Regions from separate parts of the Homo sapiens genome. Here region 1 is linked to region 2. Evidence: chromatin loops called from intact Hi-C (ENCODE). Cell type or tissue: B cell. All regions are shown on one strand.

Evidence for each region. A loop is a pair of places that touch in the nucleus more often than their neighbours do. Peaks named below come from ENCODE experiments on the same cell type or tissue, not always from the same donor. Only the 100,000 strongest peaks of a DNase experiment are listed, where the experiment ranks them.
Region 1: it touches region 2 in a loop (3-fold over the local background); 2 of 110 quality-filtered maps call a loop at or near these places.

The regions. Positions count from the first base shown.
Region 1 is chr3:187,971,245-187,979,244 of GRCh38, forward strand. It overlaps LINC01991 (long intergenic non-protein coding RNA 1991), which reads right to left and starts at 5,163. Exons shown (of 3, transcript NR_135538.1): 1 at 5,082-5,163. In B cell, CTCF peaks have their summits at 3,585 and 3,784; DNase peaks (open chromatin) are centred at 2,846, 3,697, 4,447, 7,547 and 1 weaker place; H3K4me3 peaks cover 1,130 bases; H3K27me3 peaks cover 1,394 bases.
Region 2 is chr3:188,436,300-188,444,299 of GRCh38, forward strand. The region is part of intron 4 of LPP (LIM domain containing preferred translocation partner in lipoma); the gene reads left to right. Among named protein-coding and RNA genes, the nearest start is that of LPP-AS1, 130 kb to the right of the region's middle. In B cell, no CTCF peak of the experiment used is centred here; DNase peaks (open chromatin) are centred at 3,002 and 6,362; H3K4me3 peaks cover 3,236 bases; H3K27ac peaks cover 6,291 bases.

The sequences.
Region 1 (8,000 bases), 470 kb before region 2:
CTTCTGCTAACAGCATAGCCACTCACTGTCTGCCATCCAGCACCCACCCAAAGCCAGCACAAAGAGATGATTTCAGAGAGGTTTGTCTAAAGCACTGTCTATCCACTCAGTCCTTTATATATCCTAAAGGAAAAGTTCTGTTGATCAACACAACACCTATTGATTCTGTATCACCAGTTAACATATCCTAAAGACAACCTTATTGCTCCATGTACAGCATTATTCTATCTTTCATCTGCCCATTTAGTCAACAAATACTTATCAGGCTCCAACTGTGTCAAGCACATATATAGAGCTGGAAATCTAGGATGACTGAGGTTCCGTTCCTGTCTTTGAAAAGTTAGTCTTGGAGAATTCAGAAACTAAGCAAACAGTTGCAGCACCATGTGGTAAGTATAACTGAGATTTACACAGGTATTGGGGCATACAAAGGAGGGAAAACCACACTATGGTGGCTGTTGGAAGGGGATCAGGAAAGCTTCCTAGAATAGGAGGGGACCAGGTTTGCAAAGGTGGCAGGAGTTCTGGACAGAAGTAGTAGCCTGTGCAAAACATGGCCACAGGGGCAGCGATGTGCACCGGGGGAGCAAGTAGCCCGTGTTACTGGAACAGAGAATCTGTCAGGGGTGTGGCAGCAGATCAGACTGAAAACCAAGCAGGTGAAAGTCTTCATCTGCCAGGCCATGAGTTTAGATTTCACCTTGAAAGCAACGGGCAGCCTATTCAGAAAGACTAGGTTTGCATTTTTTATAGATGAGTTTGTAGAGAGGTAGTGTAGAGAACAAGCTGAAACAATAAGAAAGCAAGTTAAGAAGTCATCGAAATAGGCTAGATGAGAGACGATAGGGACCAGAACTGAAGCAGGGGTGTTGGAGGTGAAGAGGAGAGGAAGGATTTTGAATAAATCAACGAGACAGTGTCTCCAGGATTCACTGGGTGTGGGCTGGAGGTTGGGGTGAAGTCATCTAAACAACCTGAGATTTTCTGACAGGGAGAGCTTATGTGTGTGATGCTTTAACCAAGATAATAAACACAGGGAGAGGAACCAATTTCAGAAAGAAGTTAATGAATGCAGTTTGGAATATGTTCAGTTTAGGATGACTCTGAAATATCCAAGTGAAAAAATTTAGTCACTAGTTAATATGCGCTTGCAGTTCAAAACAAGGAATGAGATGGAAATATAAGAACTTTTTTTCATTAGATGTAAAACTCTTGCTAAAGACATATTCATTACTCTTCTAATGAATATACTCAGATAATGTACTCAGTGATACATTCCTTTTCAAAATTAATATTAGGAAAAATGTCTCTCAAATAATCAGGACACATACTTCAATCAGAAAAAGAATATTATGTACGTCATCATGTTTACTTTTTTGTCCTGCCTGCCAGGAAGCTCAGTTTATATTTCATGCTCAGTTGCAGTAACTACACCAAGCCTTAGAACATAACACATTGGCTTTCTCGCTATTGTTCTAGTTTTATCTTCTTATTTGCAGTGTAACATCCCATTGCATGTCCCGTATATTGAAAGCTGCCTCTACTTCTCTCTGGTAATAAAAAGTATGTATGTTTTCACTTGATATTATTAAGTTAAGGTTGAGCCCTATTTATTTCAAATATTTTTAAGGCTCCCAAAAAGCAGCTTTTTTTTTTTTTTTTTTTTTTTTACAGTCTATGACAGTGGCTATTTTTTCCCCAGATAAAAGAGAGAAAATTAAACAACAGCAACAACAACAAAAAAACCCACCCTCTTTGGAAAGGGAATTGATCCTCAGGGACTAGTTAGAGCCAAAGGAGCCAGAAGCTTATAGATCATTACAAAAAGCTAGAGCCATTGACTCAAAAAGAGCATCCGAATGGTATGAGGAAGAAAACCTGAGCAGATGAGTTCCGACCCAGCCCCTCTCCTACTTCTCAGCCAAGTGGAACGCTTTACTCCCAAGATGAGGTAGGGCCATGACGAAAATAGCATCAGAGAGGGTTTGAGTACATTTCTTTCAAGTTATTAAGAGATATCCTTAACCTTAGAGAAAAAAAAAAGTCATCATCATGATAATTTTTATCATTTAACAATGCCCTTGAATCCATTATCTACCTGAGTCTTCTCCAGTGTTCTGATGGGTAGGTTAGGGCAAAAACTGCCATCGTTCATACTTCATAGATCCATATATTCCCACATAATGTCACCTCGGGCCACTTTTAGGAAACACCTATCAAGCTGGGCTTACTTCCCTTCATTAAGATCATTCACAGTTATGAAAGTAGAATAACAAGGCTGGGCGCCGTGGCTCACACCTGTAAAACCAGCAGTTTGGGAGGCCGAGGTGGGTGGATCACCTGAGGTCACGAGTTCAACACCAGCCTGGCTGGTGAAACACCCTCTCTACCAAAAATACAAAAATTAGCTAGGTGTGGTGGTGGGTGCCTGTAATCCCACCTACTTGAGAGGATGAGGCAGGAGATTTCCTCGAACCCGGGAGGTGGAGGTTGCAGTGAGCTGAGATTGTGCCATTGCACTCCAGCCTGGGCAACAGAGTGAATCTCAGTCCCAAAAAAAAAAAAGTATAATAACAAGAGCAAATGATATTACCTGATTTTTGCCCTGCACTTTCAGATTCTAGAGCACTGCCACCTCCATCATAATATGTGACCCTCACAGCCATCCTCTGAGGTAAGCTAGGGAGGATTTATTATCCCCATTTCACAGATAGAAAAACTGACACTCAGAGATGTGCAGTAACAAGTTGCGCTCCCTCTTAGCTGCCTTTGTAGAGTTAAAAAAGGGAACATGGAGACCATGTGCTCCTGGATGTTCCTCCACGGAGCCCAGCAGCTTTGGAATCCTCTCGAGCTTTCAGGAGGAGCCCCTACTTCAGGCTTCAACAGCTCATTTACTGGCATAGTGAGATGCTAATGATAGAAACCACCAAATGGACAGTTTTAACTAATCTGACTTCCCCCTTCACTAATGAATGCAGCCACTTTGTCCCACAAAATCAGTAGTGGGTTAGAACCCCTTCTTTCCTTCTGGTAGAATTCACCTGCCTCTGGTTTCATCAGCCAAGAGGCCTGAGAGCAGCCAATCAAGAAAGCAGCAATCAAAGTAATTTTTAAAGGAGTTGATGAAATTAAGAACATTGGGTTTTATTAAGCCAGGTCCAGAAGACCTTCCTAGCTGTGAGACCTCATGCAAGTCATTTCACCTCCCTGTGTCTTACTTCCATCTGAAAAATGGGTCGAAAATAAGCCCCGTCTGACTCACCATGTAGACTAGTTCTAAGATCATAGTTAGGTGTTATTAGCACCTTGTAAATATGTTCTCAGAAGGCGAGGGGTACTCAGTTCTATCCATGCAGGAATTTCCAAACATGTAACTCAAGGGGCAGAGAGGTAGCCTAGGAAAAGCATGGGCCTCATGGGACACAGACTACTAGGTGTGGCACGTGCAGTGACGCCTGCATTGTGGTGAGAAGAGAGACACAGGGATGCCACAAGCAGCTACACAAGACCCCTTTCCACATGTACCCAGGCTGACAAAATCACCAGAAAATACAAGCCTTTAAAAGAATCAATTAGTCCCACAATTTTATTCCCCAGGGAAGATAAAATTTACACGCTTCCTGTAATCAATCAATCCCACAAACCTCTTGAAACTTCAGTCAGAAAATTTGCAAACTGCTAAGCAATACACAACTTTTTTTATAGGTGGCAGACTAGAGGTGGGAAGGGAACATCAGGCTCTTTGATACATGTAAACGAAAACATGTTGGTCTTTAAAGAGTTATGATGAACTCTCGGTTTTTCAATAGGAGACTAGAATTTTAAAATCATAGACAGTAGAGCCAGAAAACCTCTTAGAGGCCATTTTCTAATGTATCCTCCCCCCACCCATTTTACAGAAAAGGAAACTAAAACTCAGACAGACGTGACCTGCTTCCAGTTATACCACAAGGTAAAATCAGATAAAATCATGAGCTGTGTCCCTTTCTGCATTTAACTCAGCACACATTTACTAAGCACCAACCAAATTCTTGCTGAAGAAACAAAGATGGATAAGTCGCAGAATGCATCTTCAAGGAATTCAGAGTCCATTAGGGAGACAGACATATAAGCAGATGATTCCAGCACAGATTGGCATGTGCTATATTAATGATACAGAGTGCTATGAGAATACACAGAATTGGGAGTGGCTAATTCTGCCTGGGGTTGCCAGGAAAGTCTCCATCCAGGAGTGGGCATTTGAGTGCATTGACAGATAGAGTGGAAGAGCATTCCAAGCAAAAGGAAAAGAGTGAACTAAAGCAAGGGGACGGGAGAGAACACAGCTTGTGTGGAAAGCCCCACACAAATAGTTTGAAACAGCTGGAGGGTTTATAGAAGGTGCTGCAAAACCACCTCAGGGGATGTCACTAGGTCACAGCTGCCACCCTCCACCTCATTTGGCATGCTCCCTGGGGCTACGGCCTGTGTCCACCTAATGGGCCAGTATAACACCTGGCCAAGTGCCGATGGCATGGTGGGGCTTAATGAATTCCCTTTGAAGATGAGAGGATTGTGAGGGAGAAAAGAATTTGCCACTCAAGTGAGTCAACTGGAACGGAAGGTGTGTCCTGGCTTCTGAGACCTAGCACTCTGGCTGGTTGACCAGACAGCCGAGGTCACCTCCCCTGGGGCCACAGGGTTCTACTTGGGAACATCAAGTCTTTTTTCAGCAAGTTGTTCCTAAGCCACAACACTCTGGCTCACCCCCTGCCTTTGTAGTTTTACCAGTATAATTGATCCCAGAGCTCGGTTTCTGCCATACCCCTTGGTTTCCTAGGGAGTGATGATATATGCAGGCCTCCTTGGAGCTGCAGCACAGCCCAGGCCTCCTGGGGGAGAACACGGAGGGATATGTAAGAGGCAGACATAAATAGTCTTGCACTGCAGTAGTCATCCTTTTGGGTGCTCTGAGCTTCCTGTCCTGAGCTAAGATTTTCCTCTGGGGTTAGCTGAGGCACAGAAAGATAAACAAAGCTTTAAAGTGACTCCCCTCATTGGAAAGCTACAAGCACTTCCAAGACACCATTTTTTCCTACCTTCTGATAAGCGTGTCTAGGCTTCCCATCATCACACCCTGTGAAGAATCCGTAAGGTGTGTATGGGAAGAGGAGAGACCACTTGAGTATGAGACGTCTTTCAAGTGCCCTCCCACATATGCTAGGTCTACAAAATGTCAAAACAGCCAGGCAAATCATGCCAGGATTCATCATGGCAGGGGGAAACCAGTCACCCCTGATACTCACCATTGAGCAGCCCAAACAACTCTTAATGACTAAGGTTTTTTCCACTTACACCTGGTTCTTTTGCTTTCACCACACAATCGTGTTAGCAAATGAGATCCTTGAGTAAGCAAAACAGGTCCTTCACCGATTATCTTGTAAAAACACATTCCATATCCTACTACAGATATTTAGAGCAAGCAACATTTATTCACCTAGGTTTTTCAAAACACGCCTCCAAGCCATTTTTACCATGTAGTTGCTATGATCTGAAAAATCAAGTGTGTGCACAAGCAGGCAGCCAATGGCTTGCGAGAGAAGGATAACTGGGCAAAGAACAAAATTAAAAGCAAGTCACAGATGCAGAAAATGCACTTACAATTTATGTAACTGGATTAGTACCCAGAACACAGGAGGAAGAAAATTCTACACATCCATAAGGAGAAAAAAACATAGAAATAAATGATCAGTCTATATCAACAAGGAAAACTCTGAAAAGGAAATAATCCTAAAAGAAATGGAAAGATGCTTAACTTCACTGATACTCAAAGAAATGCAAAATAAAAAATTAGGAGATGCCATTTCAGACCCATCAGATTGGCTAAAATTTTAAAAGTCGGACAACATGAAATGTTTGACATGATAAAGCAATGACAAAACATGTAGACACTGATGATAGGACTGTAAATGAAAAAAAGCCATTTTGGATAGAAATTTGGCAATATCTATCAAATTTGAGGTTTAGTAGACCTTATATCTTAGCAATTCCACTCTTGGTATACAACCAAGAGAAGCTCTTGCATACAACCAAGAGAAGCTCTTGCATACCTACATAAAAAGCCTTGTATTTAAGAGAATTGTTTTTAAAAGAAAAAAGTAATTTAAAAGTTCATTAGTAGGAAAAGGCTTTATAAATTGTGATACATTCATATGAAGGGATATTATATCAAATTTAAAGTGAGTGAACTGAAACTAACGTATCAATATTGATACATCTAAAATAATAATGTTGAATACAAAAGCAATTTTTAGAATAATCAATATTATTCATGCAAATTTTAGTAACATGAAGTAATACTATATATTGTGTTGTACACATACTTACGGAGTAAATCTACCAAACATGGACAGGACAGACGCATACATCTTTGAGACGGTAGCTATTCTGGGGAGGAAGGAAAAGGGCTGGAAGGAGGCAAGCGACAAAGGATACAGTTATTTTTGGATTTCGCTTCTTTAAAAAGCTGAACCAGGTATAAGGAAATGTTAACATTCTCAAAAAATCATGGTGGTGGGAATGTGAATGTAAGGGTCAGTATAAGTTAGGTTTTGCTGCAATAACAGAAACCCCAAATCTCAATGGCTTAAAAGAGCAAAGATTTCTTTTTTTATTTCATACATTGTAGGTTGGCAGAAGGTGCTGCTTGTTGTTGCCACTCAGGGACCAAGGCTGACAGAGCAGTCACCACCTCCTTGCTGGCAGCTGCACCAGAAGGAAAGAGAGAGCAATTACATGCTCCAGATTGGAAGTGACACACGCTGTCTCCTTTCACAGCTAAGTGGCCCAGACTAGCACCTGGATTTACCTTGCTCAAGGGCCAGGAGTGCAATTCTACCATGTTCCCAGAAATGGAAAGAACTGGAAATATTTAGCTAACAGCGTGAAACTTCACTACGATGGATGTTTGTTACAGTACTTGTCATCCTTTTTTACATGTTTGGATTATGCTTCATATTTTACACAATGGGAAGAAAAGCCCTGGTTTTTAAATCAGGAAGGGTGAGTTTTAGTCTGAGAAACAGAAGGTGAAAGAGTCAGTGGGTGGTGGACAGCAGTGGACAGAGGCTGTCAGTCCCATATATCTGCCTATTCCCAGGCCTGTCTCCATGACTGTAATATCCACAATGATGCTGCAATTATCCCTTCTCCAGAAATGCATGTCCATGTAAATGACCCCAAGCAGGTTGACCTTCTTTGCTTTTGTTTCTATCCACTGAGGCTGAGTAGGCAATAGGAACCCTGATACAAAGAGATGTGGTATGCAGGTCACGGATTATAAGGTCCAAAGACTTCACTAAGTCAGTCCCAGCTCTGCCACTCACACTTCCTGTCACCTTGGGCAAATTGCCATAGTGCCCATGTCTATTTTCCTCCTCTGTAAAATGGGCATAACAATAACACTAAGTCTCTGAATAGTTGTGATAAACAAATGAAGTATGTAAAGTGTTTTGTAACTGTAACGTGCTGTACAGAAGGTCACTGTTACTAAAGACCCAAATTTCACTGCAAGGGAAGCCTCAGTCCAGATTTACATTTCTGGCCGACAATGACTCACACAACTTCCTTCACCAGAGCCACCTGGTTGACAAAATAGACCCAGGCATCATTCTGTGGTCCAACTACTTGAAGAATCTATTGATTTCCCCTTGCGAAAGTGAGTCTGGGAGCGGGGATTAAGCATTACTGCAGATTCCCCAGGGGAGAATAAAGGGAGAGGCTATGATTCCTGTGAACACGGCCTGAATGGGGAGATGCTCTAGGCCTGGACTGAAGCCTGGGTCTCTGGGACCCATGGAATATTGGAGCTGGAAGAGCACACAAGGGAAACAGTGATCTTTCCCATCATTTTTGAAATGAAGAAACTTAGGCCAGGAGGGCCAAAAAGGATGGCCCTTCTCAAACAGCAAGAGAAAGATAATCAAGAGATCTGAGATTTATCCCGGGATCTTCTATTA
Region 2 (8,000 bases):
GACGTTATCAGTTTTAGTAAATTTTATTTTACACGAAGAAACTGAGGCTAAAAGAAACGGAGCCACTAGTGCTTAGGGTGTCAACATCAGAATCAGATCTTTGATTCCCAGATTTAACATTTCCTAGATTCTGTGTTCTAATCATCTCAATGGACAGTGCAGATATTACTTGAGAAACATGTTTGCATTTCGTGAACAACTCCTGTTTATTTTCAACATTTTCTATGTATAAATAATGTTTGTGTAAGCATATATTTACTTAGGACCCGATATCTGTTCAGTACTGTTAATTGCCTTGGGAGAAAACAAAAGCAAAAATGTAAGGCCTGGGATTTCTATGCAAAAGGCCAAAAAGGGCTTTTGGTGAGATTTTAAAAATAGAAAACCAATTAGAAAATAATTAGGTGTATAGTGGTAGGCCCAGACTTGAATTTCAGTATGAATTTTGAAAAAGAATATATATTTTAAGGCCTACAAGGGCAAAAGTAGATGGGCTTTAAAGTTTGTGTAGGTAAGATTGTCTGTGGGTGAAGATGGGTAGTGGGATGGTGAGCAGGCAGAGTGGGGTTGGGGTGTGGGGTGGCACGGCCAGCTTTAATGGAGACAGGCGACTTCGATGGGGGGTAGGACATGAGGTGCACAGAGCAACAGTTTTCAGAGGTGCAGTAGGGATGATCCAGGGGATCAGAGAGGAAAAGAGTAAAGACTCTGCCAACCTTTCAGCCTGGAGCCTAGAGCCACAGTGTGAGTTAAAGATGTAAATTCCTTGGAATTAAGAACCATACCTTATTTAGCCATTTATACAGCTGCTTACCATGGTAATAATTAGAAATTAAGATGATGATCTTTTATGTGAGCAACTTTCCTAAATAACACTTGATGCTGCTGATAAATGAGACTTAGGTACAGTGCTTTTTCTGTAGGATTCAGGCCTAAATGGATCTAGGAGGATACTAGAGCTTCCGTTCCAAAGTACGTGCATTTGAATGATATGCTAAGTAATGCCTTGTGTATCCTTCAACAGGAAAAGTTCCTGCTATTAGGATAATTTGATATGCACTTGATGTTTGCTAATATGTTTCAATCACATAAATCCTTCTTGGATATTTTTGTTCTTTGTGGACTTCAGGTAAGTTTAAAGATATTCCACACACTTAAATATGTACACAAATGACTTTATAACAAGAAAGCAAATTTGTTTAAAAAACAAACCTACAATTCTGTCTCTCTAACACATCAACTCCATTTTCTCTGTACTCTTTTAGTCTTTGCCAATATATGTTTATAGTTTTCATAATATGTAACTAAAGATAGACATAATTTTGCATTTTTTTCACTTAATACTACAGAATAAGAATTCCCCACCATCATATTTAGCAATGGCATTATAGTTCTTGAAGTAAGCATCCCAGAATTTATTGAACTATTGCCATATTACTGGTCGTTTGTGTTATTTCACTGCTTTAAGTGTTTTTATGTTAGAGAACATAATGAAGGTCTTCATGGGTATAGCTTTTTGAGAAGCTAGACATGTTGAAGAAATTGGGAGCATGCTATTACTAGCTTCTATGAATTGGTATTTACTATGTATCCCTTTAATTAAATTCCATTCTGCAGTAAGTGTGATAGCTTTGCCGAAGCACTTGGGGGCCAAAAGGACATTTGTAACTGGTTAAGTTGGAAGATATTTATTTGTATAAGGTGGGTAGGGACAGGATGGACAGGCTATTTTTCTTGGCCACACTCACTGAATTTAAATAGGCAATGGAGATAAATCAGTTGTGGCCCAACTAGACTGCCTGGATATAATATCCTTTTGGACTGGATCATGTCGTTTCATTGCAGTCAGGATGGCTAAGCATGGTGATGGATCATAACTGACCAAACAGACAGGTTGGTTAGAATGTATGACCAGTCATAGCTGTGTAACTGAGGAACTGATTATATTCCTGTGACTAATGAAAAAGCCCAATCTTAGAGTAGCTGTGGTAATTATAATGAGAATACTAGTAAAACATTTTAAGGTGTTGTGTTCCAGACACTATTCCATGCATTACACACACACACACACACACACACACACACACACACACACACACACAGTCTCATTTAATCCTCATAATATTATGAGGTAGTGCTATTATTAATATCCATTTTCTGGATGAGGAAACTGAGGCCCCAACCAGTGAAATAACTTGCTTTGAGTCCCATATTAAGTAGTACTACCCAGGCAACCTGGCCCCAGAGCTTACTTACACGTGTAGTAACTACACTGTTCTTCCCATTTATGAGGTGATTAAACTATGGAGGCAGGCATGGCATACCTGCAGAACAGGACTAGAATCTCATAGGTTTTTGAACTTATTAGGCAGACCTAAGGTTTTTTACACTTCCTGAGGCTATAGAACAGAACTAATCTCTTAGCCTTAATGTCACTATAACGTAAAAACCACGTGAAGAGAATTACGATGGTGAGCAGAGGATAGGACACTTATTATAGTTGTTACCTCATTTATTTAATTCTTTGTTTCTTAGAGAATAAGATTCTGGTACATAGCAGGTTCCCATTAAATACCTATTGATTTAAAGTTTAAAACAAGGAATAATGGCTAAATGAATCATTGAATGCATATGTCTATTTCTTGGAGGTCTAATCATGTTTTCAAAACTTTGGCTCAACTGTAGTTAGTGCAGAGTATGTATGGTCATTCTGCTAGAGCAAAATCTTAGTATAGGATTAAAGAACTCTGCAAATTGTTAAAACATGCAGGTACACTAGTTTCAAAATGTATTAGTTTGATTTATTATTGTCATTTTCTGATAAAGAAAGGGGAGTAGTCTCCCCTAAAGTTTGGTGATTAAGTCACCAGCCACCTTTTCTATTTTGGTTGTTGTGGTAATTGGTGTTTCCTGGAAATTTTCCCTCTGTTCTATTAATAATGTTAAAGGGGGTTACAGCCGTGACTCACTCCAGGAAGTCAACCATCATTCGCTTCCTCAATCTCACCAACCAGTCCCCATGTACAAAATCAGCGACTTCTGCAAATGAGTTACTTTACAGCTCTCAAGAGAGTTCTAGAAAATACAGCTTTTGTATTTCGCTGTGTGCTTCCTGCCTTGGCAGAGAGTAAAACAAACCTTCATGTTTTGCTCCTTGGTAGTCTCGAGATAATTGACCAGTTAGGTAACTAGTGTAGTCTCACTCAAGAGAAATCCCACTTGCTGTCTAACAAAAGTCCCTTGGCACTCAGATTTGCAAAGTTAAACCTGGGGACAGTTCATGAAGTCCAGTGGAGTCTATACTTCTTTTATACCTGGCTTTATGTTTCTGTATTCATTATTTTGCTCAATGTTTAATTAAGTAATGAATATTTTAACTTGTTCAACATATAACTCCGTATGTCTTAGCACTGCTGTGTAGTAGATACCATCATAGGCACTGAGGATGCAGTACAGACATGGTAGCTGCCCTTGGGAACCTTCTATCCTAGTTATTGTTCACTATATTACCAAGTTAACCACAGGGAAAACAAGTTCAGAGAATACATAGGCTGTGGGCCTGTCCTAAAGGAATCAATCTGTAACCGACATGTCTAAAGTTGTGCAGGATAGGATTATTCCACTTAATTCTGTAATTTGTTTTGTCTGGAATTTATCTCATCTATGCCCCCACCCTCACTCATACACATAAACATGGAGATGGAACTTAACTGTGCATTCTCGTGGTACTTAAATTTTTGTACCTTGGATTATCAAAATTTTTGTTCATGTCCTAGCTTCTCTGCAAGTTCTTTGGTTAAAACCAGTGTGTGACACATCTCTGGATCAGAAATGTCTTCCTTTCTACCTTTCACCTTCCCCAACCTTCCTGGTCTCCTAGCACAGTGCCAGATGAATGACAGCTGTTTAGTATGTTTGGTAAATGCTAACTGTGTGTGATCTTAGAAAAGTTAGTGAACTTTGCTGATTTTCAGTGTCCTCTTTCGTAAAAAAGAGAATAATAACCATTTCTACTTCCTAGGTTGTTGTCAAGGTTAAGTATTATATTTAAAGTTTTTTTTTAGTAGTGACTAGCACTTAGTAAGCACTTACTGAATGTTATCATTAATAAATGATCTTACAAAGCAGTAGCATTTCCTTCTAGGATTTTTTTGTAGTCCTTCATGATTGATAGAGAAGAGACATGCAGTCTAGGATTTCACATCAGCTTTTTAAATATAGGAAACCAGATGTAAATATGCTGCTTCGGTTATTTACATCTGACATTCTTGCATGCTTGCTGACAAAACATTAAGTAAAAATTATGCTACTCTTTCCCTTAGATGTCAATTCATGGTCACATTAAAGTCACAAGATTTTTCCTGAAACTTACTGCTGGTACCAATTTTACCATAGGTTATCTTAATTAGTATCATCACACAGTGGTGCAGTTTGACCTTTGGGGTTTGATTCCAGTCCTTTGTTTATTCTGACTGTGAATGGAGGAGTCAGGCAGAATGACCTTTACATATCTTTACCTCCTTCTCCCATCTTCTGCTGGCATAGAAAACTTTGCATAAAGAAAGGCAACAGAGCAACTGCAAAATTGCTGGGATTAAAAAGAAAATTGTATGATAATGAGAAATCCAGTGTACTCTCTCTCCCTTAATATGTGTGTGTGTGTGTGTGTGTGCGCCTGTATACATCAGATATATGGATTGATGCAGTGTACTCTCTCTCCCTTAATATGTGTGTGTGTGTGTGTGTGCGTGCCTGTATACATCAGATATATGGATTGATTTCTTTTTGTTTATAAAAAATATTCACTTTTCAAAATGTATTTATACTATGCTATCATTGAATTCTTACATATCAACCCTTTGTGGTTGACACTGCAGAGATGATGAGCTCCATTTTATAAAGATGGGGCAGTTTTATCTCAACAACTAGTGTGTTCTAGATCAAGGACTGATTCCAGATTCTCAAAGTCCTACAACAGTAATCTTCACCATGCTGTGTGTATGCGTGCGTATGTGTTTATCAGAATATATTAGAAGATAATTTGCAAGCAGGGATTGGTTAAAGTTGAATGTTTATGTATTCTTTTGTAGTGTTGCTTACGTTTTAAATAAAAATAAAACTGCAGTGGATGTGCATTTGTCATCATTTAGAGGCCTTCAGACCCCAATTCGTAGTTTCTTCACAGTTGCCTCTATTTTCTGATTACTAGTCCCTGGAAGGTACAGTGTCAGAGTTGAAGGGATGTTCTCAAATCCCCCTAAAGTTTTCCATTGCAATACTCATTACAGTTTCTTTTTTTCTTTTCTTTTCTTTTTTTTTTTTTTTTTTTTTTTTTTTTTGAGATGGAGTCTCGCTCTGTCGCCCAGGCTGGAGTGCAGTGGTGTGATCTCGGCTCACTGCAAGCTCTGCCTCCCAGGTTCACGCCATTCTCCCACCTCAGCCTCCTGAGTAGTTGGTACTACAGGCGCCCGCCACCACGCCCGGCTAATTTTGTTTTTGTATTTTTAGTAGAGACGGGGTTTCACCGTGTTAGCCAGGATGGTCTCCATCTCCTGACCTCATGATCCGCCCACCTCGGCCTCCCAAGTGCTGGGATTACAGGCGTGAGCCACCGCGCCCGGCCGCAATACTCATTACAGTTTCTAATTGCGTATGTGTGTAAAAGAACATATAACTTCCTCACAGACTCAGCTGTACACTCTACAGGGGCATCATTGTATCTTAGGGGTCTAGCCTAATGGCTGGTGGGCACTAGGTGCTTAGCAATAACTATTGAATGAATGAATGAAAAAATGAATAAGTGAATTCAACACAACTTTTATTTATTTATTTTTATTATTATACTTTAAGTTCTAGGGTACATGTGCACAACGTGCAGGTTTGTTACATAGGTATACATGTGCCATGTTGGTTTGCTGCACCCATCAACTCGTCATTTACGTTAGGTATTTCTCCTAACGCTATCCCTCCCCCAGCCCCACACACCCCAAGAGGCCCTGGTGTGTGATGTTCCCTTCCCCGTGTCCGTGTGTTCTCATTGTTCAACTCCCACTTGTGAGTGAGAACATGCGGTCAACATAACTTTTAAAATCCAGAATGTCAGTACTAAAAGGAGCCTTTTAAGTATTAGAATTCAACTTAATGAAATGTTGCTACGTATTTTCTCTGTTCTCATCACTGACGTAGCTGCTTTGGAGCATCTATATCTGATATTTAGATAGTGGATGGCTTCTTGCAAACACTTACATTGCTCACGTAGTAATGTGAACCAACAGATTGGTGGCCCGGGCAGCAACATATTTTCTATAATCTGTAGCATGAAGCCAACTGAGGTGTGACCGTGGTATTTCCTGAAGTGGCTTTCTTTTGCTTTTCTGTTTTGATTATTATGTGGCTGTGGATTTAGTTCACACCATCACTGTGAAGAATTTTCGAAACTTAAGAATCAAGCTCTGTTTATACATTTTCAACGTAAGCCCTTAATTACAGTCACTCCTCGGGCCCAGTGATTTTACAGTTACATGTCAGATTGAGGGGTTTCGTCTTGAGAATGTCAGCTGGCTCTGTGAAGAAGAAGAAGAGCAGATACGTGAGTTACCCAGAGGAGTGCTGATTGAGTCCAGGAGTCTTTCTGTTTAAGAGCACGTTGAAAGAGTTTGTGTGTCTATTTGTAAAACCATTTTGGAGATGATAAAAAGCATTCTGAGACACACAAATTTTTTTTCTGTTTTCAAAGGCAAGACAGAGACATGTGGACAGGTTGATGAAGGGATCATTGTGATCTTTTCTCTCAGAACTTGATTTTCATTACTTGAACTTTGTCTTCTATGCTTTTATTACCAACACCTGTACACAAAGGTACACATAATACTTGCAAAAAAGAGAAGAAACTGTTTTCAGACTGGGGCTCTATTAAGTGTTCATTGACCACAATCTACAACAACAAAAATGACAATTCCTGCTTGCCATTGAAAATAATGCAATTGAAAAGAAAGGGCGGAAGCAAGTTCTTGGCTGCATAGCTTCAGTCTGATGCCATATTCTAGAGTGAAAAGGTATTGGCTTGGTTTTGAGGCCTGCCTTCATCACGTGAAGGCTCTGTGGCCTGGCAGGGTTATCTTACGCTATTGAACCTCAGTTTCTCCATTTATCCAATAGAGATGGAAAGTATTGGCCTGCATTTATTTCTCCTTCAAATGACATATTGTATAGAAGCGTATCGTAAGTTGTAGGTACTTAACAAACATGAAGGACTGTTATGATCTCACTTTCTGGGCTAAGGAGAAAATGGTGGGATGAGTTTCATGTCCTTTTCTTTGTGGTTTTGACTCCAGCAGCTTCCAAACGACTTTTGCTGATGTTTCCTAATTAGCAATGCTGAATCTCGTGTTGTATCAATCCTCCCCATTCCTTAAGATGGAAACAAGTGTTCCAGTTATAGCTATACCATGTGCCTGACAGGAAAGAATTGGGTTGCCATCAGAACCTTAATTTATCAATCTCAGTGGCTTAAAATTTTGAATTTGCAGCTTAATATTATTCATTAACAAAGTATTTTTCATCCCTTAGCTTTCCTCCAGGGAACAAAAGGAAATGGTACACACTAGCTCTTCTAACAGGCTCTCATTCAATAAAGGATGGTGTGCCCTTAATTTTGTTAGCATGTGTATAAAGAATGTACTTTTAGTGGACATGCTTCACTTTGCAAATATAGTGCATAATTTTCAAATACATCTTTGACTCTTCCTCAAACCTGCTCAGAAGCTGTGTTTTTCCTCTCTTCATTAAAATGTTCCAACCTGGAAATTTTCTCTTTACAATTCAGATATTTTTCACTTCTTGGGAAGGGAATAACTAAATAATTTCAATACTTTAAACTACAAGGATGATGTATTTTTGTTCTACACAGCATTGATATGGTGGAGCTGTATTCTTTTTCTAATAATACAAATAATATAGGGCTGTAAGGGTTTGTATCATTGCATGTATATGTTAAGAGG